Linked DNA regions of Mus musculus: regions 1, 2, 4, 5 and 6 are each linked to region 3. Evidence: chromatin loops called from intact Hi-C (ENCODE). Cell type or tissue: left cerebral cortex. All regions are shown on one strand. Region 1 overlaps Fgf12 (fibroblast growth factor 12). Region 2 has its middle 97 kb from the start of Gm52250. Region 3 has its middle 45 kb from the start of Fgf12. Region 4 holds the start of Gm32356 (a long non-coding RNA gene). Region 5 has its middle 50 kb from the start of Gm32356. Region 6 has its middle 60 kb from the start of Gm32356.

Region 1 (5,000 bases), 150 kb after region 3:
TGTCTTTTCCTCTAAGTACTTTATTTTTGCCTGTATTTCCCCGAGCTTTGAGCATCTCAGGGGTCATCATCATAGGTTGTGATATTTCTTTTGGACCCAATGCATTTGGTGCTCCACATTATCCAATTTCTGGACCACCTTCAGAGATTCTTACCATTTATAGACCATAGTCACCTTACCAGTCTGGGAATATCTATAATTCTCCTTTCAAAAATAACGACATTTAATATATAAAACAAATATGTATGGGAAGGAAATTAGAATCAATTATCATGAAAATTATACAATTCATGCTTTCGAAAAATTCTCAGGACTTCCTTTCAGAAAGACCTACCTTGACCAAAATTGACTCTTTTTATCTCTCTTTCAGAGCCTTGCTTCAGATAGTTGGAAGTTAGCAGACTGGTTATTCGTGATTCAGTTGGTTACCTTTGAGCAAAAACATTAAGATCCTTTCCAAACAATTATCTTCATAAACTTTAGAACAGCATTAGTGAACAATCCCAGTCAAGATCTGTTTCATCTAATGTCCAAATCCATTAAAAGATCAGTTACATTTGCATTTACTGACATTAAAATGAATCAATATAGTTTGAGAAGTAACTGATGGCCAGTCCTGGGGAAGGGTTGTTTTGTTAGATAAGGGCATGATAATTCTCACCAGGGCACCTAGTCTTCAGCTGCTCCTGGGTACAGTACTTTCCAAGTAACTATCTGCCATACTCAAAAAAGAGTGATTCTCTTTCCTGGGAACTATCAGCCAGCCAGGGCTTCCTGAGCCAGCACTAGAATGCTGGGGAAGCTGCTGGTGTTCCCTAAGGCTTTGCATAAGTTCTTACTGGATTGTGTAGGTGAGGAACCAAATCCATAGAGAAACAGAGGCCCCATGGGATGGGCGGGGCAGCGAGCATGTGGTGGAACAAAGAAGAACAAAACAACTGGGGTAGTTTTGTGATTCTGATTCTGTGATAAAGGCTTTCAATGAAATAAATGTTCATTAAAATCTGCTGGGCTTTGAGCTGGAAGGTTTACGCTTACTTGCTGGCTTAGGTTTTGTTCCTTGCAGGTTGTATTGAGGACCTTTCTGTAACGTCCACTCATTTCCTTTAGAGCCTGTCATCCCTTCACTCTCTGGAAATCATGAACTCACTAGGCGATGTTTAGACTCCGCAGGATTCAATGGGGCAGGTCTGTTAAGCCATCCTTAAGAACTACACTCTTGCCCATTATCTTTTTTTAATGCCTAGAAAAGAAAGTTTAGGTAAGGTTGCAGTGGAGGGGGTTCTGGTGGTTATCCAGGGGACTATGGAGCTCCTTTTCTGGAATGGAATCAGATAGACAGAAGACAGAAGGCAAATATCCCTTCTGAGTGGGAGGGGACTAAGGCTGGAATAGGCTAGACAGGGATTCTAGATTTGGTGTTTTATAGGGCTCCTGGGTCTTTCTCCTTCAACTATTCGTTTTGTTTAGATACCAGCCCCTTTCCTTCCCACTTTTAATCATCAGAATATCTTTTGGGAACAACATGCCCCCATCTCAAAGAGCCTGTTTTTACTTTTCCTATCCCTCTACCCTCAAAGGTGTGTATTTCAAGTATTCCCATAGAGTTAATATGTTCATGGATAAGTATTTATGATGTAGTGTGGCCAATGTTTCAGCTTTACTCTAAGAGAAACTTAAACTTTTCCACTTTGTGAATCCACTATTGGGAGAGGAAACAAGCTCAGGGATATTTAAAACATATGGACGAATAAGCTGTATCCAAAACCATGATTAAGCTGTGTCTGTAACTGCTGCAGAAGCACAGATTTACATACAACCAATCTGTATGATAATCGCAAGCTTTTGTCATCCAGAATTTCAGTAGGGGAATGGACTTTGAATCAGCAGGATGTAGTCAAAGTGATACTATTCCAGCAACAGAGATTAGTGCAAATTGGTGAGAAGAGGAGAGCTGTCCTACATCTTGGCCATCACTCAATCTCTGGCACTTTCCCTCAGCTATTGTCCTTGTCAAGGTCATGTTCATGCAAATCAAATGAAGCTTGCCTCTTTGGGGAAATGTTCTGAATTCTCACTCAACAAAAACTACTTACATGCTCCCATCCCTTTATAGTATTTAACCACTTTCAATCATCTATCTATCTATCTATCTATCTATCTATCTATCTATCTATCTATCTATCTATCTATCTACCTATCTATCTATATCTAATCTATCTGATCTTCTGAAACTGGACTTCCAGGTGGTTATGTGGGTATTGGGAATCAATTCTCTGCTAGAGCAACCAGTGCTTTTAACAAATAAGCCATCTGTCTTCTTTCTTTTTCCTTTTTGAGATTTATTCTATCTATCCATCTATCTATCTATCTATCTATCTATCTATCTATCTATCTATCATCTATCTATCATCTAGCTTTTATTTTTCTCCCATACATCCTGATGGCAGCTTCCCTTCCTTACATTCCCCTCAGTCTTCCCCCAAATCTGCTTTCTCCATCAGATCCACTGCTTCTCTGTTTCTCTTCAGAAAAGAGTGGGCCTCTCTGGGCTATACACAGAACATGGCATAATAAGATGCAATAAGACTAGGAACAGACCTTCTTGTATCAAGCCTGGATGAGGCAACTCATCTGGGAACAAAAAGGTCCCAAAGGTTGCTAAAAAGAGTCAGAGACACCCCTAGTCCCACTGTTAAGAGTCTTACAAAAGCTCCAATCTAAACAACGCCCATGTATGTACAGAGGACCTAGTGCAGACCCACACAGACTCTGTTATTGCTGTTTCTGTTTCTTTGAGCCCTACAAACACTACTTAGTTGTTTCTGTGGGCTGTGTTCTTCTGGTGCCCTCTACCCCTTTGGCTCCTATGATTCTTCCTCCTCCTATCTCACAGAATTGCCTAAGCTCCACTTAATATTTGCCCAATCTCCATTAATTTTTAGGTGTGTACCTCTGTGTGTGCTCTCATTGGCTGCTGGAAGAAGCCTTATCGATGATGATTGGACTAGACACAGATTCTAAGTCTCTGGGCCACCCATTTTCTGGATCCTGGCCTTCCACCCAAACAGTGCCAGGCATTGGCTCCCTCTTGTGGTGTAGGTCTCTAGTTAGATCAGTCATTGGGAGGCCACACCAGTAAGCTCTGAGCACCCAAGCACATCTTGTAGATAGGACAGGTTGCAGATTGAAGGTTTAGTGGTTGGGTTAGTGTCCCAGTCCCACCACTGGAAGCCTTACCTTGTTCCAGAAAATGGATGATTCAGGCTCTGTATCTTTTATTACCAGGTATCTTTGCTAAGGCTATCCTCCAGGTAGTTTCCACTGCACTAAGCTTCCATATTGTCCCATTTCAAATGCTCCCAATTTGTGTCTTCCTTGGGTCCTCTTTGTCATTGAACCTCTCTGTCTACCTCATTTTCAGTTCTTATTTACCTGTTTTTAGTTCATTATAAACTATGCAAGATACAGATATTTGCTTTCTTCTTTCTAAAAAAATCAGTGCCTTGTAAAGAGAATTCCACAAATGAATGAAGGATGAAATTAAGCTAGGAGAACTTTGATTCTTTATTGATGATGTTATGTCTGAGAGCTGGCCATATTTTGTGTCCAGCAATGTGTTAAACTTACACAATAGTGATCAAACTTAACAACTGTACTCTTATTTTTTTCTTCTTCCTCTTCTTCCTCCTCCTTTTTTGTTCTCTAAAGTATAGATTCCCTGAAAAGTTAGAATTCTACTGTTGTTGAGAATGTGTGGAAAATCTGTGTCTCTTACATGTCTAACACTCTGTGACAAAGAAGTGAGCTTTATGTGACCAGTGCAAATAAGCAGTGTGATTCACTCTCAGCTCCCAAAGATGCGACAGTGAGCCATGTCAAAGCAACACTGTTCATTTCAGCAATGCTAAGGATTCTATTTCTGTCTTCTCAAAACACTGGCTTCTGTCATTTTTTTTTGTCTTATCAAAACCATGTGTTGCTTGAAGCTTTTAATTTCTATTTCATTACTCAAGCACTAGATACCATTATGCTGTGGACTATTTCAGTAAAATATATTTATAAAGATGCCATTTGCTAATGCCTTACTAGATGTATTAACTCCTTGCTGTAGTAAAGTACTCCAGGAATACCTATATAGCCTTTTCTGTAAATATGTGAATTGTCAATTAAAAATAATTATATTGCAGTATTACTTGTGATGCTAATCAAACAATTGGCACTGAATAGCACAGAGTGTGGCCTTTGAATTCCAACTGCTCCAGAATATGTGATTCTCTCGTCAAAGTATTACATCTGCACCAGTGTGGCAATCTAAATATGGCTACTCCCTTTTAACACTTTGGTTTATAACATATTTTTAGGCTAGTGAATGAATCAACCCTCTTCCAGAGCTGTGACTCAGAGTGTGAAGAATTCTAGTCAAATCTCTCTTTTTGATTTTTTGAAAATATTAAAGCAGTTATACCTATTCTTTGAGTCTAGTACCTTTTCTTGATTGTGTTACTTTTTTGATTTTTTTAAAATAATAAAGCAGTCAGACCTATTCTTTGAGACTAACACTTTTTCTTGATAGTATTTGTGGCCTGGATATAGGAAATATGCCATTGAACACAGGAAAATGCTAGCAGTATCATTGCTGTGCCCAAAGAAATCTGGATAATAAACTTACACAAAGCTGTTTGGAAGTGGGCAGGGTATCCCATTTAGGGGCATTCTGCTGATCACTTCAATTTTATTCTTTGTGTAAATGTATTTGTAAGCCTGGATTCTCTGGGTTTGGGCTACAAGGTGTTCAAGAACGATAACATCACTGAAATGAGATAAGAGGATTAGACTACACATGCTCAATATTTCCTTTTATTTTCTTCTGAAATATTAAGTGTAGACTGTAAAATTCCTTGCTTTTAAAGTTGCAAAACATCAATTTCCCATGACATTCCCTAAGGAAGTATAAAACCTTGATACAAGAATTATACATTACTTATACACATTAAATT
Region 2 (5,000 bases), 350 kb after region 3:
CCAACAGTGCTTGGTGGTCAAAGACCTGTAACTAGATATCCCAGGGACCTAGTGTAAAATCAATTCTGCTATTTGCTCAAACAAAGTAGCAATAAAATGACTCCTAATGACAGCTGTTCTACTCATAAATTGGCACATCCACAGTTATCATTAGAGAGGCCAGGTCCTGTCAGCAAGCACTTCATGACATCAGCAATAGTGTTTGGTTTTGGTGTCTGCAGATGGGATGGATCCCTTGGTGAGGCAGTCTCTGGATGGCCTTTCCTTCAGTCTCTGCTCTACTCTTTGTCCCTGTGTTTCCTTTAGACAGGAACATTTCTGTGTTAATACTTTTGAGATGGGTGGGTGGCCCCATCCCTCAACTGGAGGTCATGCCTAACCTCTAGATATGGTTTCTACAGGATATCTCTCCCCAATGTTTGGTATTTCAGCTAATGCCATCCCTGTTGGGTCCTGGGAGCCTCTTTCTTTCCTGACATCTGGCACTTTCTAGTGGCTATCCCCCAGTTCCCCATTCCCCACTGCTACACACCTCCAATCAATTATCTGAACCTCTGTACTCCCCTCCACATATCTGACCCCCATTTTCCCTCCCCCTCTTCTACCTCCTGTGATTATTTTGTTCCCCATTTTAAGTAGGTCTCTTTGTTTTCTAAGGAGAGACAAAACCTGTGTGGATCCAGATGGAAGGGGAATATCTGGGAGGAGTAGGTAGAGGGAAAACTGCAATCAGGATATATTATATTGAGGGAAAAAGTCTATTTTCAATAAAAGAGTAAAAATTTCAATTTAAATAATTCTGTGTGTGATTATATTTGTTTACTGTTAATTTATTGGTTTCTCTTTCTTTTTGCTCTTAGTTCTTTCTACCTTTCCCCATTTCCCCTTACCTGACTTCTTTTTGGTTGCCTGACAGTTTATCTAGAGATGACAACATACATATTTAATTTCCAGTCTATTTAGAATTAATATTTTACCACCTGGGGTTGAAAGTAGAAAGCCTACCACTATGTGGGCCTGCCGAGCCTCTCACTTGCTATTATCTATGGACATTGCGTTTCATGGATGTTTGAATTTCTCTTCTGTGCATTCACTCCTGGTTTTAAAAACTCAAGAAGGGAATCTATTTACTCAGATCATTTCCACTCCACTGATCTTCACTTTGGAAGAATCTGATTTTTCTTCTGGTTTCATTTCTTTTGGGGCTAAACAATTTTCTTCAGTTATGCTAGGGGTGGGGCAGGGTGGCTAGCAATGGATTCTCTTCCTTTACCTTTAATCCAAAACTGTTTTAGTTTCCTTTCAGTCCTGAAGATATGCTAGCCAGGATGGCAGTGCTTTTTATGCAACACTTTAAAAATGCCCCCCATTTAAATCTCAGTGGTTGCTATCTGATTGTATCCTTATTTTCTGTGTGCCTTCAGAATTTGGATTATTTCTTTCAAACTTCTGCAACCAAATACCTGGCAAGAACCAGTCTAAGGAAGAAAGGGCTTATTCTGGCTCATACTTTGAAGGGCTCATGCCATCATCATTGAAAGAGCATAAAAGCCAGAGAGAAAGGCACAGAAGTGTCAGCAGGAAGCTGGTTTGTCACATTATGTCCACAGTCAGGAATCTAAGAGTAAATAGAAAGCAGAACTAGGATATGAGCCTCAGGGCTTGCTGCCAGTGACATACACTTCCCACCAAGCCTCCATCTACTAAGGTTCACAGGCCTCCCAAATATACCCACCAGCTGGGGACCAAGTGTTCAAGCCCATACACTTAGGAGGACATATCACGTTCAAATGATAATATTTTAAAATTTCTTTTTTTCTTACAGTTTTCACAGTCTGATTGTCATGTGTCTCCATGTGGATCATACATGACATTGACCAAGAGTTTGAGTCTGTAGATGTTTTTGTGTGGCTAACTTTGGCTTGTTATATACATTTTCTTTGGTTCCTTGCTTCCTAGCACTGTTCTCCCTGGAAATCTCATGACTTACACACTGGACTTTTCCATTGTTAGCTTACAGATCCCTAAGAGTCCTTTCCCTATTGTTATCAGCACATTGTTTAGATTGAATCATTCTTTGCTCTTCAAAGAATTCTTCAAATTCACTTGTTTCTTCCATCATCTCCATTTTGCTCTTAATTCTTTCAGGGGAGAATTTTGTTACAGTTTTTGTGAGTAGAATTCCAGATTATCCACTTGGTATTTATGTTTTCTGTTTTTATAGCACACTTTCCATGGCCCCTTTGTTTTCAGGAGTCAACTTCTAAACCACATGGTTTCTTACTGCATCCTGGACATTTTGAATGTCCCATGGTCTTATGGATCTCTGTATCATCTTTAAATATAAAACAGAAGGTTAATATTTTGATGCCATGAATATTCAACTAGATGGGTTCACACAGGAGTTTCGAATGCCTTTCCTATAATGTGGCCACTTTACCAGAATAGTTGTCAAGGCAGTTACAGTAATGCACATGATCCTTGACTTATAATGAATGATTACGTTTAGAAACTTTCAGCTTTATGATTGTGTGAATGCATGCATATGCATGCTGTATATCAAAAATTTCACCCTTTTCCTGAGCCAGTGATATGTTCCTGTCAAACACAAATAACCAATGCTACTTATGAATTATGTTTTTAAGTAATGGCACTTGGTATGCTAGGTGTTTAATGTGTATTTTTCAATTTATGATGTTTTCAACATAAAATGAATGGGTTTATAAATCCATCAGAAGTCCTTGAGGGGCTCTTCTGAATGTGGTCAGTCTCTGAGCCACCTAGTGGCTAGTCTTGGTCTTAGCACTGGTTCATAGTCTGTGGGACAGAGAATCCAGTTTATAAACCACTTCTTTAGAATGATTTTTCAAGTTCCACCTTGCTTGCGCTCCAGATCCTTTGGAACCCTCCATATTGCCTTGCACTGGGAAGTTAGACGTGTGGCAATTCAGAGCACTTCTAAGGTATGTCTATATTGAGTTCGAATAAAAGGCCAGGTAGGGCAACAAACAATGCTATATAAAGATGACCTTGCTTTCTGAATCAGACAATGTCATTGATGGGCGTGAAAACATAGACTCTTCAGTCTATAGACACTATAGCGCCCCAGGTTATTTAGGGTTTAGCTATGAAATGGGAGGTACAACAAGAGAGAAATACAATATTGATTTTTTTATATTTATCTAAATAACCTGAGTTTCCTTTCCTGTTACTTGAGCAGGTCCTGGAGGATTTCTTCTGCAATCCATCAACTCCTTTGTCTACTGCTCTATTACTAGAAGATACTAGAAGAAAATGTAGTAAAGCTACCACTGGCTTAATGATAAGTGAATCCAGAGCTACTACTTTTCAGGATCCCTAAATATATTCCCTCTCTATCCTAGCCAGCTCCATGAAAATAAATGCACTTAGTATAAAGTGTATCGAATGAATCCTTCTGTTTCTTAAATTCCTAAAATTCAATGGTTTTTAATTACTATTTTACTTTTTCTTTCTAGTCACTTTTCTTCCCTTCAAAGACCCCTTCCACTGCATATATGCATATATAAAGCCCAAGAGGAATATAGATAAAGAAAAATATTTCAATACTCCACCAATCTTGTTAGATTCAGGGGAAAATTAAATGTCTCCATCTAACCCAGCTGCTATATAATTATAAAGCATGACTATCTGAGTTTTAAAACATCGCGGGTTAAGGAATTGGTGGTTTTGGTTGGTTGGTTGAGGGATGGGCTTTGATTGTTTGTTGTTTTGTTTGGTTTTTTAAACTAGTATTCAGAAGGAGAGAAAATGTCTCAGTAGCTCATAGTTCTTACCACACAAGATGAGACTTGTATTCTAATAGTCAGTTCATGTGTAAGAGGCTGGTATTACACTTGTAACCCCAAACTGTGGGGAATGGAGACTGGAGATGGTTTGATCTTGGTGGCTTCCTGCTTTGCTCCAGGCTCACTAAGAAAACCCATCTAAAAGGAATACAGTGGCAAATGACATTACAGGACACCTGCAAACCAAACCTTCCCTGAACTCTGCGGCATACATCCAAGGTATATAACATAGACACACACACACAGAGAGAGAGAGAGAGACAGAGAGAGAGAGAGAGAGAGACAGAGAGAGAGAGAGACAGAGAGAGAGAGAGAGAGAGAGAGAGAGAGAGAGAGAGAGAGAGAGAGAGAGAACTGGTGCTGTGAATGGCTAATTGGGAGTTTCTGTTAAGCCCTCTAATTTGGATTTAAAATTTATCAAAAACTAAAGACCTCTAAGTGGATTTAAAGGCAATAAGAGTGTCACATTATAAGCTACAGTTAAAGCTTAGTGCTTCAGATAAAATATAGAATCTGCCCACCCATACAAAATGCTTAGAATTGAATAGCTGGTTCTCTTTTCCTAGCAAGATCCATAGCATTTCCTAGAGTAAACGAGGCCACAATGACTGCTAGTCCATAAATAAATAACATGCTCCGCAATCGTGTCAAAGCTATAGAGATGGGATCACTCTGCTAAAGCTATTAAAGAAACAGCCTGATAGCTACATAATTATGCATTATCCAATCACAAGAAGAGCACCTTTGCCCAGTCTCATGTTGGTAGATTTCTCTACATATCATTTATTGAATAAAAACTTCATTCTTATGTTTAGGGCCTGCGACATAGTTTTTAAATATAGTTAAAGCTTTTCTAAAGTATGTGTAGTCACTGACTTTTAAGCAAAAATATATAGAGGACAAGTAATAAAGGTACCAAATTTTCACACAGAAAGAGCAATGTTTGTGTTGGAGATGTAGTTATATCAGTTAACTTTCCATACCATTTCATTTTTATGTTTATCAGTTTCTACTATTGAGGTAAGATAGCAAAACATGAAGGTAGGCCAGCTTGGTTGACAAAACCAGAATATAATACATTTCATGCTATTTCTTTAACTATTTTTAAAAATTGATTTTAATTATGTATATGTGGGAGTTGGGAATGTGGATGTGGATGGGTATATGTATGGT
Region 3 (5,000 bases):
TCCATGGTGACCGGACGCTTGGAAAGTCACCAGTTGGCATCACTGCAGCCAGAAGGAAACAGAAGTACCTTCCTACATGGAGCTTGCTCTCTCTGTTTCTTCCAGCAGTACCCTTAGCCTCTGACACTAGGTGCTCTGCATCCAGAGCAGGTCTTCCCTACCTCCTCAGTAAATCCACGCTGGTATACCCACTTCCACATTTCTCAACTCAGATTGACATAAGATCAGCCATGTGAGTCACCTTTACTGGGAGTACGAATGTTAAAGGACTTGACTGAGAACATGATAAGGGAGAGGTAGAAATGAAGGGATGACGGATAACACTGCTGCCTCAGCTCTTTCCTCTGCTTCAGCATGCTGTGAGGCAGATAAACAACAGTGTGTTTGTTGACACCATCACTGAATTGTACAAGATCACTCATGTCAGTAGCCCTTTAGCCCTGTATCGCCCCATGAGCTGACACTCAGTTAGCATTATTTAGCAGTTCCAGGAGACAGCAGTGTTGAAAATGGTCAGATAAAGCGAAATGAGCCACCTTCAGTGATCCTCCCTTCCTTCTTTCCTTCCTTCCTTCCTTCCTTCCTTCCTTCCTTCCTCTCTCCTTCCTTCTTTCCTTCCTTCCTTTCTCTCTCTCCTTTTTCTTTCTCTCTTTCTTTCTTTCTTTCTTTCTTTCTTTCTTTCTTTCTTTCTTTCTTTCTTTCTGTCTGTCTGTCTGTCTGTCTGTCTGTCTGTCTGCTGCCTGCCTGCCTGCCTGCCTGCCTGCCTGCCTGCCTTCCTTCCTTCCTTCCTTCCTTCCTTCCTTCCTTCCTTCCTTCCTTCCTTCCTGTCTTAGTCAGGGTTTCTATTCCTGCACAAACATCATGACCAAGAAGCAAGTTGGGGAGGAAAGGGTTTATTCAGCTTACACTTCCATACTGCTGTTCATCAGCAAAGGAAGTCAGGACTGGAACTCAAGCAGGTCAGAAAGCAGGAACTGATGCAGAGGCCATGGAGGGATGTTCTTTACTGGCTTGCTTCCCCGGGCTTGCTCAGCCTGCTCTCTTATAGAACCAAGACTACCAGCCCAGAGATGGTCCCACCCACAAGGGGCCTTTCCCCCTTGATCACTAATTGAGAAAATGCCTTACAGTTGGATCTCATAGAGGCATTTCCTCAACTGAAGCTCCTTTCTCTGTGATAACTCCAGCTGTGTCAAGTTGACACAAAACTAGCCAGTACCCTTCCTTCCTCCCTCCCTCCCTCCTTTCTTTCTTTTCCTTCCTTCCTTCCTTCCTTCCTTCCTTCCTTCCTTCCTTCCTTCCTTCCTTCCTTCCTTTCTTCCTTTCTTTTCTGGTAAGCAGTGCAATTTCTATACATTTATATTAAAAGGTCAAAACGATGAATTTTTAAGTAGTCACCTAAGGTTTGTGCCTTGCCCCCACCGTCTGGCTGTGGTTTCACTTTTCCACAGATAAACTTGCAACATCAAATGACATGCACAAATTCCAGACAGATGCCTCCAGTGTCTGGACTGAAGACAAATTATATCACTTGGCTGTCAAAAAGAGTGCCTCTTTTGACGTTACAGAGCAATTTGTTTAATGACACAATTGCCGGTCTGTGGGACGGAGGCTGTCTTCTTTGTTGCTCAGAATTCCTGGGGCACTGCAGAGAGCCAAGTCTTGCAGCACGATTGTCGTTATTTCTGGGCAACTGCCACCACAGCATTTGGACTGTGGAGTGAAGAAGGGTGGCTCTCTTCTGCAAGTGGTTAGTTTTCTTTCAGGCTGGGCGAGAAGTTAGTTTTCTAGTGGCTTCCTTAAAGGTTAGTTTGACTAAGCTAATTCTAAACTAGGAGATTGTAGAGCTGAAATCCATGAGTTTGAGAGTGAACTCTGTAAATTCTACTATGTGCAAGAGACCCTAAAAGTGTAGTGGGAAAGCCACAAAGAGAGGCACAAGAGCCTGCCCTCCCCAGACTTCTCAATGAAAACACAGCTGAGCTGTATCTGATGAGCTGAAGTGGAAAGGAGAATATAATTTTTGTGTGACAATATGATGATGGGGGCGAAGGACTCAGGGAAAGGGTCTGTCTGAGAAAAGTTCCGGGAAGCAGTACTGACTGTATATAGGAAGCTGGACTAGGAAACCTGGCGGGATAAAGGGCAATCTCCTGCTACAACGTTTTATTTCTGCATCATGTGCAGAGGGAAATGGACACACCCTATGGAGGAGGGTCCCCAGAAGTGACAACTGCAACTGTCCACACCTGAGTTCCAGACCCAGAAATTTTGATTCCGTTGATCTCATGTGGGGTTCAAGAAGGTGTACTTTAAGAAAATGTAAAACTATAGGTGATTTCAATGCAAATGACCCATAAACTGCTGCTCTGACAATTGTTGCTGTTAAATATGGAAAGCTGACTCGCTTTTGCAATGTAAAAACAGCTTTTTCCAGGGAAGATTTAATGCAAAAGAAGCAATTAGTTCTCTGCCTCAAAATATGGGTGGAATTTATTGCTCAGGTGCTATGTAAATTTTAATTTTCATGTAATATGCATAATTAGTGCTCCCCACCTCTTTGAAATTGCAAATCTTTTATCTGGAGAATACAAGATTGTCCTTCACCACAAATCTTACCTGAGAAGAGATTCATCACATTGCTATTTCTGCCACTATTCAAAGAAGTGCTAATATGGGGGAATTCATAAAATCAGGCTTCACTTCAGTGACTGGAAGGTGTTCAAGCCGTTTAAAAACACAATTCTCTTCAACGTGATTTGAGAGTTAAAAACCTAAGTCGGCACTACAGAGTGAGGCTTTTCCCACTTCTGACCATTAGGTGGCACCGTTCCCCCATCTTCGGTCTCTTAGCAAGCAGTGCTGAAATGATGCTGAGAAGGTATCCAAAGCAGAGAGAATCTAGGGAGTTCCTGTCATCCTGTCAGCCTTAAGGAATGGCCTTGTTTGAATTATTCTTAGAACACAGAATGACAATATTCTTTGCTCTTTACCAAGTTGCTTTGGCTTGTCTAAATGCTGAAGGTCACGTTATCGTGTTCCAGAAACAATGTAAGGATCAATGGACTCTATAGAAGAAGCAGAAACAAAGCAGCCTTCCACACCGACAAGGAGAAAAAAAACAAAAGGTAAAAAGAGAGAAAGGTCTAGAAAAGAAAGCATATGACCCTTCTAGGAACCCACGGAACAGGAAACAACAGGAGCCAAGAGAAGAAGAGGGAATCCTGGCAGATACTGACCTACGGGTTATTTTACTTTCCCCAATGTCAGTTCTCAAGGTCAGACTGGAGAAGAAAGTAGGTTATGTGCTACGACATGCTAGTCTGTAGTTTTAGAAGTTGTCCCTGGAAATCAAGGCTGCAGACTGATGGCCAGTGTCACACTTCTTCAGAGTCAACACATGATGTGAATGCCTAGCATTCAGAATACCCTTACTAGTTGTATTTATTTTGAATTGTGATTTTTTTAAAGCATTCATACATACAGTTTCTAAGTTTTCCTCTACGTATACTGTATTCACACCCTTCTCCTCTCTCCTCCCTCTAAGTCTCCTTGTTTGCCCCATCATTCCCTCTCAAATTCATGGCTTCTTTTTCTTTAGTTAATATTGTTACATCTATGCATATATAAGAATTAGCATATATACAGCCTTTGGGTCCATTTGGCACTGCTTATTCAGCCTTTTTAGTTTATAAGGCATTGCTGGGACTTTTAGAGTTGTGGGATTCTCTGGTTCCTGCATTGAGAGTAGGCTTGTATTCCTTTATCTCTGTGGCTGAACCCAACACCTGGCTTGTGCTGGCCTTGTGCACACATCGTCAGTGTCTCTCAGCTGTGACAGCAGATCTTCCCTATTCCTTCTGCCGATTTCCTTACTGGCTTGAGACACAAGGCTTGGTGAGGAGGATCCAGAATCCCCTTGGGAGATTGTTCTATCAATGGTTTATATGAAGCAAAAATCTAAACCATAAAGCTGATTTGTCTGATCTAGAAATGGCTTCTTTTATTTGTGTTTTTCTACTAGGCTTAACTCCTCCTCCCAGGGAGTTAACTCCTCCTATGGAGGAGCAGAAGCCACCCGCTTTCTGTCTTTATTATAGGAAGAACACATTTGAAACTCAGGGGCCAGGCAAGGTCTCATATAAAAGATTCAGCCAAAATAAAATGATTAACTGTGCCTTCTAATGCAGGGTGATCATGTTATTTCATTTTGACCCCACCCACTCTCCAGTAATCTAAAATATAGTTACTAAAAAGATATTCAAAATCATTCATTTAATCTTTTAAAATGTGACTTTCTATAACATGTGTGTTTATGTTTTATATAAAGTATTGTGCATAGGGTCCCCTGCATGTCTGGATGGTTTTCATGTGAGATGCAAAGGTTTCTCTCTCCTTTGCCATGTGTTCTGTCTGGAATCCTGTTTTGGCGAGGGCTTCACCGAGAGCAGGGAGATCTCAAGGTTATCCCTGAGTACCTGATGTTTACATGCCTTGCTGGGAAGATGGCTCTCCTCGCAGGTGTCTGCATCGATCTGTGAGGAGTCTGCCCGAGATCCAGACTTTGTGAATCATGTTCCTCCTGCAGCCTCGTGCAAGCCTCACCTATGGTAAAGATGGAAAGCAGGCGGCTTCGGCTCCTCTCTCCGGAATCAGGATGGATTTTAGGCAAGGGTCATTCAGCGAGCGATCTGCAGCCACTGTATTGGTACCATCCAAATAAAAGAATGCATTTATATGTAACGATTTGGGGTGGACTGGGGGTTTATTTTGAATTGATTACTAGAGAAGCCTGAGATTATTTATTGCCCTTTCAAAGAAAAGCCATCAGTCTAACCCTAACATCTCTGCTCTGTACTAGATAAGGGGTTTATCTGTGTTTACTGGGCAAGCTCTGATGATTTTCTTCCTAGCTCCTCAGACATTGCACCCAATTAAACTCATTGGCATCTCCATCTAGTCTGCACCTGGTCTCTTTTCTTTGATAATGTTAATGATCT
Region 4 (5,000 bases), 1.0 Mb after region 3:
CGAACTCCCACTGCAAGATGCAGCTCTTCCTCTGTCCCTTCTGCCCCGGTGTCACATTAAGAAGTCTGACCAGTCTATATCTGCAAAATCTCTCTTTATTGTGACAGATCATAACCACCAGGCATACCAATTAAAATACAGCAAGAGGGTACAGAGAAAGAGAAGAAAAAAAAAAATCTGCCATTTACCAAGAAGCCTGTTTCCTCGTGTGTAGGTAGCTTTCAATGCTCATTATGACATTATCTGATTAATGGATTGGTTTTATGCCCCCCCCAACCCCCACCCCGACACACACAGCATGAATACAGTGCCCATTTTAAGCTGGTCTTATTTACCTTTTATGTCGCTGAACTTTCTTTTTGCCATAATTCTTCTTCATTTTTAGGGAAAAAAAAAAAGCTCTGTCTACTTCAAGTTTGCTGGGAATGCCTCGTATTTCCATTAGTGGAACACTTCAACGCCCACACACACTTCAGAACATGCAAAGTCACTTCTTTTCACTGGCAAATCTATTTTATTTTTTCCAAGTGCATTTCACCTACTTAGCTTGCAACTTAATTTAGGCTCCAGGGTATGCTCTAGTGCTCATCAACAAACATATGGGTGGTTTTGTTTATCCTTGTTTTGATCATGGCAACTATCATTTATTAAATAATTTCCTAAAACATGTCACTGTAGATTTCTGCAATATTTACTATTTTTATTCATTTGTGTGTATATGTATGTGTATGTATATGTGTATGTATATGTATATATATGAAAGTGGAAACTATGTGATGGTTAATTGCCATTACCAATCTGACCAAAATTATAATAATCACTATGGGATCACATCTCTGAGCTTATCTATGATGGTGTTTCCAAAAAAAAAAAAAAAAGTTAAGCTAAGAAGCACTTTGAATGTAGGCTGAACTGTCCTGGTTCATAGCTGAGGTCCTGAGAGACAGGAGGATGAGAAGCAGGAGGTCAACACATGACCAGCTGCCTCACATTCTGCCCTCATTCCTTTCCTAGCCCTGTGAAGTAAACCTTCAAACTGTGAGCCAAAGAAACTCTGCTCTCTTTTGGTTGGTTTTTGCAGGGTATGCTTCCATAGCAATAATCTTAGAGCTTACATGCAATTCAACCAACTCAACTCTAATCTAAATCTGTCTGATGTCCTTATATCCTAGTCAGTGCCTGGCTTGATAGCAGTTAAAATTCATAACCTGACACTATCCTCATTTTTCTTTAATGGCCCCTTTTCAGTCCCAAGTAGTAGGCCTAGAAATTTACACAAATTGCCCCAGGATATCCTGAAAGACCATCACCAAAAAAAAAAAAAAAAAAAAAAATCATTGCTTCCCCTAGACCAATTCTCCTATATTAATACAAACTTTTGTGACTGTGCCTCTTTCCATGTTCCAGACCTCAGTGCTTATAGAAATGGTACTCTTAGCAGCCTTGGGCTATGTGAACCCTCACCTTGGTTATCTTTCTCCTCTGTAGTTATTATTCCTTTTCCTTCAAACTCATTCCATATATAAGTATCCATTTGGGAACCAAAATCTTTCATCCTCCAAGCTTCCTGATATATGCAATGATATATTACCATAGGCTCCTGTCTCTGACAATGTTACTTCTTTCCCTACCCACTCCATCCATGGTGCTTCTTCGTAATTTCTTTCCCCATATCTGGTCCTTCGCCTCCCTGATGCTCAATTCCACCTCAACCTCGGTGATGGGTCATCATGATCCACTTGTTTCTACTTCTGAATATTAATTGCTGATACAGCTGCTGAAACCAAGCAGCTATGACGATTGATGCCACCACCATAAACGCATGGAATCCGATCCCAGCTGCTCTCTAGATCCACAGGGCTCAGCAATTCCTAGTCCAGGCCCTCCATCATTCTCTTAGGCCATGTTTCCAGACCTCCACCATTTTCCAAGAGCTCCCAAGTGCCACCAGCTTAGTTTAGACTTTAACTTGCCCCCTTGTGTCATTTTCCTTAATTTCCCAAAATGTCCCCTTTATTCTCAGTATTGGAAATTTTCTCTGCCTTACAGACGCTTTCAAGGAATGCACACTCTGCCTTCTTCATCCCTGTGCTGCACATGACTTTACCTGCAGCTGATTCTTTTTTTCTATCTACAGATGAATATATGCCCCTGTCATTCTATGCATCTTTAGTTCTTTTCACCAGGAATTTTTCTATTGTTAACACATTTTCCATGTGCTTTAAGCTTTTCCCTTTCTTGTTGGTCATTACCAACATCGATTAAACATGTGTAACTCCCCTACACTCCAAATCTCTTATTGTAATCATAACTTTATGTAATTATGGAACAGAGTTTGCAATAAAATATAGTGAAGCTTTTAACTGTGTTTCAGAGGATAAGTGCTACTGTAATTAGTTTTTGTTATACTTATTAATATTCTAAAGTTATTTTTATCATAAGCATTTGATGCTTTTGTAGGTAAACTAGCACTTTGTAAACACATGAACTTTTTCCTATAATTTTTTTTTTTCAGCAAAATCAGTTTATTGGCTTTAGCAGGTATGGATACGACTGTCTTGCCATCTCTGAGCGCCCTCTGCTGGCAATCCTGAAGAATAGCACACAAACAGACCTTAACAGCCCAAAAGTTTGTAAGTAACTACAGCTAGGCCTGGTGGTGCACACCTGTAATCTCAGCACATAAGAGGTACATACAAGAGGATTAGGCGGCATATATAGCAAACATTATCTACATACTGAGTTCGAAGCCAGCCTGAGATATGAGAGCGGTACTTGTAGTTCCTAGGCTTCACAGATGTAAAACTATTGACTGTGGAAACTTGCATAGCACCTTTGGATACATAGCTCCTGGTAAGGAGAGCTAATCTTCAAGGAGGCTCCAATGGGTGCAACTTAGGCCATACCAAATCTTTGAAGCCCTGTGTATGAAGTGCATGATGCTTTCAGCAATGCCATTCTACTTTGAAGTCCAGGGAGGAAACCAAGGACAATGGCAATAGCCTATACTATTTTGGAGTCTCTTGAACTCTGCTGAACAACAGCTTGAAAACAGAGTTCCCATGGCCAGCCCCGAAGCTTTTGGTAGATGGTCAGTGACTCTTGGTATTCTTACAAGGGAGTCTGAAGTTTGGAAAGGGGGGGTTTGGAATGAGCACATCAGAGTGGTGGGTGGCTGTCTGTCAGATATGCAGCCTGGACAAATAGCTTTGAGCGGAAGGAAAGTGCATTTTCCCACTCAGTCAAAAAATCCTGGTGAGATTTTCTTAACCTTCACAGCTCATTCCTCTACATGTGTGTATGTATGGGGTGGGGGTAGCCAGATTCTTGGTCATTTTGTATTCTCTCATGTTCTCTTTGTTATTGTAATTAATGGTAATTATGAAGAACCCTATATCAGAATACAATAGTACTTTTCATTCTTTCAAGATACTGAAAAACGTGTGTGTGTGTGAGAGAGAGAGAAAGAGAGAGAGAGAGAGAGAGAGAGAGAGAGAGAGAGAGTGTATACCACATTTTGGCTAGTTTATATAAAAATTTTCAAATATGACTTTCACTTTCTCTGTACTGTATACTTCAAGTAGTTCTTATAAAGAGGCAGCTGGACTTTAGCACGCAGATAGTCTTGTCTCTTTCAATAGGAATGCTGAACACCAAAACATTTAGAATAGCTCCTCAAACGTCTTTAGTTCCATCATTTAAACCCTGCTCCTCCCTTTGGCCGACTCTTCTGTGTTTCTTCCAGACATCATACTGCATTCTTTCCCCCACTACTTACTTGCTAGGCAAGAGAATTCTCTGGATAGCCGTTCTGGTCCAACTCTTTCACTCTTCTCTTTTGTGCTTCTCAGGAAAGCCTGAAAATAGCTCTTTTAAATCAGCTGGAGATGGGAAGGGAATTCATGGGAAATCCTGAGCTCTGTTATTGTCTTCTGCAAACAAGACAGTGTCAACACAGTGGTTAAATAGGCACATCTGGATTGTAGCACTCTGGGCAGGTTGACTTTCAGGGACTCTTGACTGCAGGGCGTGGGTGGCATTTGCAGATGAAACCTCCCCTACTCTGGCAGTTATCCTGAGCAAGCTGGGATTGGCTTGAAGGGAATCTTTGCCTTCTGTTGTCCCTTTATCCCTAGCTGAACAATGTAAATCTGCTTCATATGCTTTGTACTTGAAAGTGTGCTGTCTCACTAAAAGTTTGTAACCAGATTCTTGGATATTTTGTATTCTCTCGTTTTCTCTTTGTTGTTGAAATTAATGATAATTATGCAAAACTGTATAAAAGCTTAATAGTACTTTTAAATTCTTTCAAGATAGTGAAGAAACCTTTTTTTCTCCTAAAAATGTGTTCTTAGATAAGCAACATAAAAACACCCCTGAAAGCTTGTTCCTCCTGGAAATATAGGGCCTAACACTGGGGTTTTGACATGTATCTATGATTTCACAAACTACTTAGTTACTTAAAAAGGGAAAATCTTCAGTAGTATAATTACTTTTGTATAATTTAACATCATTCTATTGTCACTTATGTGCCATTTTCATACATTTAATTTCAATTGCATCTTAAATCCACAAAATGGCATTGTTTAAAAAGTCAGTATTTGCCCCACTTGCTGGACCCCAGGCAAACCCAGCAGCCATGAGGTCTGCCCAACCATTTTGAGCTCCACCATCCAGGCCACACCTCTACCTGTAATGTCAGATCTTCACTCCACTCCCCACCCCACAGTTCTGCCCACTTCCCAGGAGACCTGCTGCCACCCAGGACCACCAGTCCCAGAGGCCTGTGACTCCCAGGGACTACCAGGCCAGCCAACACCAGAAACAACCAGATGGCTGTGAGGAGCGGGTGTGGCGGCAGTCCCAAAGGCGCCAGGGACTGCAGCTAAATCGTATGACTTGCACCTGACTTCCTCATATAAGCCACAAACATCTTGAGAGCTGCGCAGGTGTACCAGGATACTGGTGAATCCATTTTGATGGAGATATGCCCCTGCTGC
Region 5 (5,000 bases), 970 kb after region 3:
GATAGCCATCACATTATTGAATACATTGATCAATACTCACAAAATTTCATAGCATAAAAAGTGAGTATGAGTATATACAATTAAAAAACTTAAACATTTCTTCTCCCAGCATGAGATCCCTGGGGAAATTCAATTTTGGGGGGTGTGGCTCATTGTTTCAATATCAAATTGATAGTCAAATTGAAGGCTTCAGGTACCTCCTTGGATACTTGTCTATCCCAAGTTGATTATATTTCATCTCTTTGTTCTCTTTCTCATTGTGGCCGTATTGGGAAAATCTTTCTCTGCTTTGCACTATTAGTTTGGCTCATTTGACTCATTTTATTGGCATATTAACAATGGATATTCAAATTTCACTAGAGGAAATGTCATGACCCCAAGTTTGATAGCAAAAGCTGCTGAAATAATGCTTTATAAATTCCTCACTTTCTAATCAATGTTAGGAAATTCCAGTACAAAACAGATATCAGTGTGATGAGCTCATATATTTGGTCAGGTTGTCTCCTACATTTCTAGTTTTAATAAAATGCCTACAGTCCTTCATCTCTATCCTTTATAATGCCTAGATTATTATTCCACCATGAGATAAACTGCAAGTCAGCAAGATAAAATCCTAGTAAAATTCATTCTCTTTTAAACCTCCACATCAAATTCATAATCAAGCAAAAAGAGATGCTGTATATTCTTCTATGATACATTAGTATGTATTGAAAAAAATAGTATCCAAATGAAATTCACAGTCATTTCAACTATCTACTGATAATGAGAAATTTGACTTTTAGGAGAAATGCATTTGGCTGAAAAGAAAAACTATAAGCTTGGCTTATTTCTTTAGCTTCATTCTACTTAATGGACTCAGAATCTTAAGGCAATTGTTCTATGTCCCAGAATTCAACAAAGCGTTTGGAGCGTAAAAGAAGAGATGAATGTGTCTGTTTCAATAAACTAGAATAAAAATGCAATCACTACTTCCTGTGCCGATCACCACATCATAAAATCACTGATGTTTCATCGTCAAACTCCAGTTACAATGCAAAAATTCCATACACATGAGCATTTCTAGACCATTTAACGGCAAAGCCATACTTCATAGATTGGAAAATCATGACTCATTTTGGAATGCATAGGTAAATATTTCAATAATAGACATTAACAAATTGTTTCAAGTAGACACATGTTAAATAAAAATGTGAGATCCTGAATTTAATCAATAATAGGCAAAATCAACAGAAATATATAGAGTATTCTTTTATGGAAAGTTTTTCTCAAATTTTGGTTAAGTTTCCTACACTATGATAGTGGTATTCACTAATGATTAGTAAGGTGGAATACTTGAGTCTTTAATGTCATCAGCCTTAATGGATCTTGGGGACCACTGACAATTCAATCATCATATTTTGCTCTTGTAAGTTTTGAAAGTGAGACAGAAAATAGCTAGTCAATTTATGCCACAGACAGGACAAAGTCTCCTGTTATGACATTCCTTTTTTTTTCCTTTAGTGGTGCTAACCCAGTGCCTGAGACATGCTATACAAATATTCTAACATTGTGTACCACTGAGCCATACCCCAAGCCCAGATTCATAATTTGAAAGTGCATTATCCATAGAAAAAAACATGGATGTAAAGTCCCAGAGAAGACTTATAGCAATTTGTGATGGAGCTAACTGATAAGTGTTCAGGAATGCTGTGATACTTCAACATGTCACTGCCTCCAGCCCTCAGGTTGCAACTATACACAGCAATTGGTAGTTTCACATAAAATTAAGTGTTATATTAAAGACTTGAAATTTTGATATTTTTAAAATTTATACTTACAATTTCCAGATATTTTTGGTTACATTAACTCAAAATAAACTCACTTACTAGTAACATTTCACATTTATAAAGCAAACATAGAATTTGTATATCTATGTCTATAGAGGATGTAAGTCTACAGCAGAGAAAATTGAGTATTTTAGTTATATATGCTTTTCTTGTATGTATACCTTTACCGAATGAGAAATAGCCATAACTGCTTTACAAGGATGGGTTACTCCTTTGATAATCATGAGGCTTAGTCAAAGTGTAGTGAGCTAGCTTGAGGAGATCAGAATGGGACCTGGAACATGATAAGGAGCCAAGGAAACATTAAAATGAAAGGAATGGATTCCCAGGGAGCCTTTGACACAGTAGAGGAGACAAAGATTCATAGACCCCTTGATCATTGGCCGTGGAATATACTGTCTTAGTCCTTATGGAGACTAATTTCATCACAGACACCATCAGCAATTTTCAAGTAAGTATCATCAAGGATAGATTAGATTGAGCTGTCAAAACAGTGAGTGTTACATGAAGGAAAAAACAATGCATTACATTTTAATTTTGTGTAAATTATCTATGACATATTCAAATGAAGTACATCAGTATTATTTGTGGTTATTTTCTCATTTTTATATTCCATTTCCAACTATATTTTGATTACCAGCTGTATTTTTATTGTCCCATAGGAGTCCTCTAGAGCCATTTATTGACTCAGTATAGTTCAAATGGCAATAGATATTTTGAGTATTAAGTGTTGATTGGTTCCTGTGTCACTTCAATACAATACACTATATTGTGGTATATGTGCCTTGCATTGAGCTGCACACACATAAAATTGCCAAAGTCAGTTGTTCTCAAGATGATTTCAGCCTTAGTTCACATTCCAACTGCACAGTAACTGAGATCCAAATAAAGAGAGTTAGTTAAAGCTGATTTTTTATTCATCTCAATTAATTTATCATGTCACCATTCAACCACATACTTATAACTATTTCCACTAATCCAACTATGCATTTTCACAAATAAGCAAGCAAGCAAGCAAACAAACAAACAAAAACCATGATGCTGCATGCACAGTACTACATGGCAAAGAGAAAGGTGTGTTTTCTGAGCATTGCTCCTGACTTTTGCAGTGAAATTTCACAGGTACATAGATCTCAATTTCTCAGGAAGTGAAGTGGTCTGGAAAATGTTCCCTGCTAATTAATAACACTGGATTCTAGGATTTGGTCACATTAGACATTGTATTTGATGTTTGAGAACAACTTCTGTGAAGGCAAAGGGATGGGAGAGGGCAGTGATACAGACATATGCATTTTATATGATTAGCAAAAGCTAATTTAATAATGCAGCAGAGAATTTGAAATGTGGCAAGCCTTGCCAACTGACTATATACATTCTCTCCTTCCCTCCCTCTTTCCTTGCCTTCCTCTCTCCTTTTCTTCCTCCCTCCCTTCTTCTTTTCATCCTTTCATTCTTTAATTCCTTCCTTTCTTTATTTTTTTTGTCCTTATGAGATAGAGGTGAGTGGATATATAAGTGAAATTTCAACTAATTCTACTTCTAGCTACCTTTGGAGAACACTGAGGTTAGAAAGACAGTGAGGTGGGCTATAAACTTCCTTTTGAATACACAGATATATTTTATTAACACAAAACTGTCTAATAGGTGAGTCCCTTGAGAACAAGTTGACTTCTGTGAAGTGGTATTTAATCTTTGTACTTCATATTTTATTTTAAATAATAGATCACATTTTATTTTTATAGCAATAGTCACACATAGTCATCACCCTGTCCTCTGGAAAAGCGTCCCTTTCTTTCATATGAATAACTTTACACAGATTCTCTGCCATGAGCAGTGATACCTTCTACAAATCCTTTTTCCTCCTTTCACATGCTACAGAAGGGAAGAGAGGAATTGACTGTTTTTGTTTTGCTGCATTTCTTTAGATTCTTAAGCTGTGCACACATATTTTCAAAGTTTCATTCTTACAAATGTACACATTCACAAACTATCTCCGCACAGTTCCAACTATTTTACTGGATTAATGAACAAAAATGAAACACTAATTAGAATTCCTCTAATTTAACATCCCTGCCTTGCAGGCAACATTATTTAAAAAGTTGAAGTTGCAGTACAGAAGTAGTTTTATGTACTGCATAACAGAAAGTATTTCTCATTGCACCTCAAAGTCATTATCCTGTAAAATGGCTGCTTGCCCATCAGTTGATTGTGCTCAAGCTTAAGTGAAATGGTACTTGCTTGCTATACCTTTTACACTGACTACAATTTGAGACCTCAGGAACTTTATGTTTATAGTTTCAGTGTCTGTGAATGTAAGCCCATATCTGTTGGCTCAAACTTTATATACTCGTAAGTATAGTTCTATGTTTAAGACTCCAGATGCTGCTCTCGTGGTATCTTGTGTCTCTGCTCTTTCTCACAGCCACTCCCCCTTTCTTTAGCTTTTCGGTGAGCTTCCATTTACAACTTCTTTGTGCTTCAGCTTTCTGCTGTTCAATGTGCACAGTACGCAATTCCTCTGCTTCACTGCTAGATCGATAGAGGAAAACCTTAAACACTAGAGCCAATGAGAAGACTCAGCCAGTCAACCTTCTAGTGCTCAAGCCTTATTAACTAAGTTCCACCCCCAGGTCACCAAGGTAAACCAGGAACAAATCCCCACATAGGTGCCTTCTGATGTCTACTCACACTCTGCAGGTGTACACCTCTTCACTCACATTCTGTCATCCAAAGCAACAAGATTTGAATAATCCATGGTTCATTCTTCTTTGTGTAAGTGTGATAGAAAAATAAATATCAATATAAGTGATATGAATGTTGTATTTATTTTTAATATGTGTTACCAAATTACTACAAAACTCAATCACTTGAAAGAGCACAAACATATCATTTCCAGATCCATAGATTGCAAGACTATTTGAATCTCACTGGGATAAAATCAAGGTGTCATTGGAGATATACTCCTTCCTCAAAGTTCTGAAAGAGGAGCTGAAGTTCTGATAGGGGAGCCATCTTTCTCTGTGTTCCTTCCATCTCAGTCTTCTCCTCATTCAGACTTACCTGGGAATGTGACTGAATTTAAAAGTCTTACATAGATAACATGAAGAAAAGATCGTTGCTCATCTTAAAGCTTACAGTCATGTTATAAGGTTGCTTTTGCTAAGTAGCATGCAT
Region 6 (5,000 bases), 960 kb after region 3:
TGAAGTGGAAAAGATGTTAGGAAAATTCTTATCTTGTAACACATTGTAATGGTTTTAATCATTCTGTGATAAGAACCATGAGCAAATAACTGATGATGAAGAAGACACTGATGAGGAGAAGAAGATAAAAATAAGGGACAACCCATTATATTCCTTTTATTTTTCCTCCCCATTTAATTTGTTTTGTTTTCTTTTTATTGCTATTGTTCTTGCTGTTGCTATTGCTGTTACTGCTGCTCCTGCTGTTGTTTGGAACAGGGTTTTTCTGTGTATCCCTGGCCATCCTGGGACTCACCCTGTAGAGGAGGCTGGCCTCAAACTCAGAAATCCACCTGCCTCTGCCTCCCGAGTGTTGGGGTTAAATGTGTACAGCTCTACCACCCAGCTATACCTCATTTCTTTTCTTTATTTTTTCATAATATATTTCATAATATTTTATTGATTATGTGAGAAATTCATTTCATGAAGATGGAGCATACTTACTTCCAAGTCCTCCCAGACCTGCTTCCCCAACCTTTGCATCACCCCCCCCCACACACACACACACACACACAAAACCCATATATTTTTTGTGTTGCTCATATATTCACTGGAGTATAGTCAAACTCCTGGTAGCCAGCCCCTTAAGAAAACCTAGCTCTTCTGTGCCTGGCCTGTTGAACACTAGCAGTCTTGATGAGATACACGATACATGCTGACATCTGAGATGATGTGGATGGCCTTGGTCTAGGCCTTTGCAGAAAACATGTGTAAACCCAACATGTGCTCCTTCTGACTACAAAGGGCAAGGAGGTGACTTTTGACATCCTATTGATGACAGCAGACTCCCAGTTGAGAAAGAAGGACATAGAAGGCTTCTGTGGTGACCCAGTTCATCAAGTCAACCTCTGTGCCCCTGAGCACAAAGCCACTGAACACCACACAGCACGCAGCACCAGGCATGTTAGAGCAGCAAGAGTTTTAACACAGAAGTATAATGAAAATGCTTAGCTGCACTCCCAGCCACTGTGAAAAACAGGAAAGACCTTCCATGCCTACATAGCATTTCAAGAAATATAAACAAAATTAAAAATGGAAAGATGGAGAAAAAAAGCATTGGTGTTATACATATCTCATTAATTGCAGATATCTAGCCCTGATATCATGCTTATGACTGCAGGTACTAACTGATTTTCTCACAAATAATTAAAATAAACATGATTTCTGAAAGGGGTGCTTAAATTCTGTATAAAATAATTAAACTATCATGAATAGAGACATATATAAATATTCTACTGAAAATTTAATTATAATTAAGTGTAAGTTCCCAAGGTACCTCATTAATCCCCAATTTTATGATTCTAGTTTATAGGTTACTATAGATTTTACAAATCTATAAATTATGAACATCTAAGTAATATTAAAAGAAGAAAAGAAAATATAAATGAAGCTAGACTTAGTACTGATGAATGAGATACAGTAAGGATTTGCCATTATCCTATTTCAGCACACCACAGTGTTCCTGGGGATCATACCTAGAAAGTCACGTCAGGATACCCAGTAATCTATAGGAAGGATTTAACTTCATTCTGACTGCAAAGTAGGTATTACAATTTCCTCTAGATAATACATGTGTATCTGCTCATGGCCAATAATAACTGATGAGAAAATCCTTAAGTAATAATAGTTCAGAAATCACAAAACAAAGAACAAGACAGGATAAATTCCCAGTTACTTTTAAACAGACCCCAACCTTCTTGCACTGGGGCATTGAGCCTTCATGGGACCAAGGGTGGCTTCTCTCATTAATGCTCAACAAGGCCATCTTCTGCTACATATGCAGCTGGAGCCATGGATCCCTCTACGTGTACTCCTTGGTTGTTGGTTTAGACCCTGGGAGCTCTGGTTGGTTGATATTGTTGTTCTTCCTATGGGGTTGTGAACCCTTTCAGCTCCTTCAGTTCTTTCTCTAATTCCTCCACTGGGGACCTTATGATCAGTTCAATGGTTGGCTGTGAGTATTTGCCTCTGTATAGGTCAGGCTCTGGCAGAGCCTCTCAGGAGGCAGCTATATCAGGCTCCTGTCAGCATGCACATCTTGCCATTCACAAGAGTGACTGCGTTTGGTGACTGTATGAGATGGATCCCCAGGTGGGGTAGTCTTTGAATGGCCTTTCCTTCAGTCTCTAATCCACACTTTGTCTCCATATTTGCTCCCGAGAATATACTGTTACCCCCTTCTTAGAAAGACGGAAACATCCACACATTGGTATTCCTTCTTCTTGAGCTTCATGTGGTCTGAGAATTGTATCTTTGTTATTCGGAGTTTGGGGGCTAATATCCACTTATCAGTGAATGCATACCATGTGTGTTCTTTTGTGATGAAGTTACCTCACTCAGGATGATATTTTCTAGTTCCATCCATTGGTCTAAGAATTTAACGGAGTCATTGTTTTTAATAGCTGAGTTGTACTTCATTGTGTAAATGTATCACATTTTCTGTATCCATTCCTCTGTTGAAGTACATCTGGGTTCTTTCCACCTTCTGGATATTATTTAAAAAGGCTGCTATGAACATAGTGGAGTATGTGTCCTTGTTATATGTTGGAGCATCTTTTGGGTATCTGCCTAGGAGTCATATAGCTGGGTCCTCAGGTAATACTATGTCCAATTTTCTAAAGAGCTACCAGACTGATTTCCAGAGTGGTTGTACCAGCTTGCAAACCCATCAACAATGGAGGAGTGTTCCTCTTTCTCCACACCATTCTAATAAACCCAAACCTTCTAGGCCATCACTCTGGATGGGAATGTTCGTTTATAGCACCATCTAGTGAATGATTGAGAAGCTGGCTTTTGAAAACAGTATTGAGTAAAGAGCAAGTCTTGGAAGGAGTCTGGAACAACAACAAAAAGACATCTGTAATCATTCATATTTTCCTGTTCTGCATTTCAGCTAACTTATAGATAATAGTAGGAGACATACAGTCACAGAGTAAGCAATAAAGGCCTGAAGTCACCAATTGAATAAGTTGGTCTCCAGAATCACTGGTATTTGATTCTTCTAACCCATCCCCTGTAATACAATACCACTGGACCTACTGCTGTTCTCAGACTGCTCAGTTTTTCAGTCTCCTTAGTATAAGTAGATTTACCATCCAATGTCCTACTCTGGATAAGGGGATGGTCTGGGACTGTCAAGAGAAGGAATACTTCATAGCACAGCAATTACAAAAATGCTAACAAGGCTTGGGAGGTAGAGGAGCTGATAGGGTGCTCTCCTACTGTGATGGAGGCTCTGGGTTCAGTTATCAGCTCTACATAAACTGCCCATACAAAGGTAGTGTCAGCACTTGGAAGGTGGAGGCCATCCTAGACAACATGATACCTTCTTTCATAAGAGAGAGAGATAGGGTGGAGGGGTGGCTGACAAAACTTTGGCTGCCTTTTGAAGTACTTGTATGTCTTAGTGACCCCCTAATCATCACAATACTCTCTTAAGATGATACCTAGCCCATAATAAATAATCAATGAATATTTGCTGAATAACTACTGAGTAAGTCTATATTGACAACAATATGCTTGAAATAACTAACCAAAAGTAGTCAGATATAACAGACCCCACTTTCCTCAATACTTGAAAACCTATACCTAAGTCGGCTTGAGCATTTTTTCTTCTCTCTCTCTCTCTCTCATATATATATATATATATATATATCATCCCAATTGCAGTTTCCCCCACCTCCTCTCCTTCTAGTCCTCCCCTACCCCATAATCCAATTTTCCTCCATTTCTCTACAGAAGAGATCAAGTCTCCCAGGGTTACCAACCAAATATGGCATATCAAGATGCAATAAGAATTGGCACCTCCCCTCATATTAAGGCTGGAAGAGGCAGCCTAGTGGGAGGTAAAGGGTCCCCAAAGAAGGCAAAAGAATCAAAGACAGCCTCAGTTCCCACTGTTAAGATTCTCACAAAAAGACCAACCTACACTACCATAATATATATGCATAGGGCCTAGGTAAGAGACAGGTTTCTTGATTGTTGGTTCAGCCTCTGTGAGCCCCTGAGTCCAGTTTAGCTGATACCTAGTATAGAACCTAATAGTACTGGCAAAGGTGGGGTGCAATAAAATATTCTGCTACATTGGTATATAGGAGCCTAGAATAATCATTAGAGAGGCTTCATCCAGTAAGTGAAAGAAAAGATGCAGGGATCCCCAGGCAAACATTAGCCAAAGCTCTGGGAATCCTGCAGAAGAGGTGGAGGAAGCATTGTACAGTCACAGAGGACAAGGACATAACAGGAAAACCCTTGAGCATTTCCCGAAGCAAGACAATTCATGTCTTTTAAATGCAATGAAGTGCACCTTTCATGACATGCAAATCTTCTGTATATGTTCATAGTGAATAACTTTGGTGAAATTTAGGTGAAGTTTTGCCCAATGTACATTTTTCCAGGCTATTTTTCTTCAAACACCTAGGATTCTGGAATACTGATCTGTCTCTCTTTCCATTTTCTGACCTTCAGTTTCCTAAATATAATTACCTCCAACCTAAAAATCAGCCTGGGTCAAATCTTTACATGGAAAGAACAGAACCACAGTGCTCTAAGTAAAACCTATTTACTACGGCTGTCCTCAGTTGTCTAAATAAAGCTCCTATTGTTAAGTTTTTATAGAAGATATACAGCCACTTCTTTTTTAACCATGCTCTGGGTAGCTCTTTATTCTCCAACATTTGATAGTAGAAGAATAAACATGTATGATTATGTATACACAAGCATATGTAATTCAAAGGTGTGTCATGTGCATATAATAACATACTTAGTAAATGCATGTAAACATGCAACATGTATAGAAATAATACTCAAGCAGAGATTTCTATACAGATATTAGAGAACATACATCTTAGCCTTGGTTCTAACTAGGCTTACAACATTGCCTCTCATTTCTCGGCTGAGGCACACTCTGTATCCTATTCCTGATAGAATGGTCCATCTTCCCATCCTCAAGAACCCAGGTA

The links. Peaks named below come from ENCODE experiments on the same cell type or tissue, not always from the same donor. Only the 100,000 strongest peaks of a DNase experiment are listed, where the experiment ranks them.
Region 1: it touches region 3 in a loop (4-fold over the local background); 2 of 42 quality-filtered maps call a loop at or near these places.
Region 2: it touches region 3 in a loop (6-fold over the local background); 9 of 42 quality-filtered maps call a loop at or near these places.
Region 4: it touches region 3 in a loop (10-fold over the local background); 34 of 42 quality-filtered maps call a loop at or near these places.
Region 5: it touches region 3 in a loop (4-fold over the local background); 3 of 42 quality-filtered maps call a loop at or near these places.
Region 6: it touches region 3 in a loop (5-fold over the local background); 3 of 42 quality-filtered maps call a loop at or near these places.

What each region holds. Positions count from the first base shown.
Region 1 is chr16:28,336,220-28,341,219 of GRCm38, reverse strand. All of the region lies in intron 3 of Fgf12 (fibroblast growth factor 12), which reads left to right. Among named protein-coding and RNA genes, the nearest start is that of Gm52250, 100 kb to the right of the region's middle. In left cerebral cortex, a CTCF peak has its summit at 3,093 (motif pointing left); DNase peaks (open chromatin) are centred at 3,136, 3,911 and 4,311; H3K27ac peaks cover 476 bases.
Region 2 is chr16:28,138,969-28,143,968 of GRCm38, reverse strand. No RefSeq gene overlaps it. Among named protein-coding and RNA genes, the nearest start is that of Gm52250, 97 kb to the left of the region's middle. In left cerebral cortex, a CTCF peak has its summit at 2,784 (motif pointing left); no DNase peak of the experiment used is centred here.
Region 3 is chr16:28,488,549-28,493,548 of GRCm38, reverse strand. It overlaps a transcript of Fgf12 not described here. Among named protein-coding and RNA genes, the nearest start is that of Fgf12, 45 kb to the right of the region's middle. In left cerebral cortex, a CTCF peak has its summit at 2,818 (motif pointing right); DNase peaks (open chromatin) are centred at 1,651 and 2,831; H3K27ac peaks cover 673 bases.
Region 4 is chr16:27,466,551-27,471,550 of GRCm38, reverse strand. It overlaps Gm32356 (a long non-coding RNA gene), which reads right to left and starts at 4,167. Exons shown (of 3, transcript XR_384790.3): 1 at 3,779-4,167. In left cerebral cortex, a CTCF peak has its summit at 2,575 (motif pointing left); DNase peaks (open chromatin) are centred at 478, 2,616 and 3,922.
Region 5 is chr16:27,514,850-27,519,849 of GRCm38, reverse strand. No RefSeq gene overlaps it. Among named protein-coding and RNA genes, the nearest start is that of Gm32356, 50 kb to the right of the region's middle. In left cerebral cortex, no CTCF peak of the experiment used is centred here; no DNase peak of the experiment used is centred here.
Region 6 is chr16:27,524,667-27,529,666 of GRCm38, reverse strand. No RefSeq gene overlaps it. Among named protein-coding and RNA genes, the nearest start is that of Gm32356, 60 kb to the right of the region's middle. In left cerebral cortex, a CTCF peak has its summit at 2,820; a DNase peak (open chromatin) is centred at 2,774.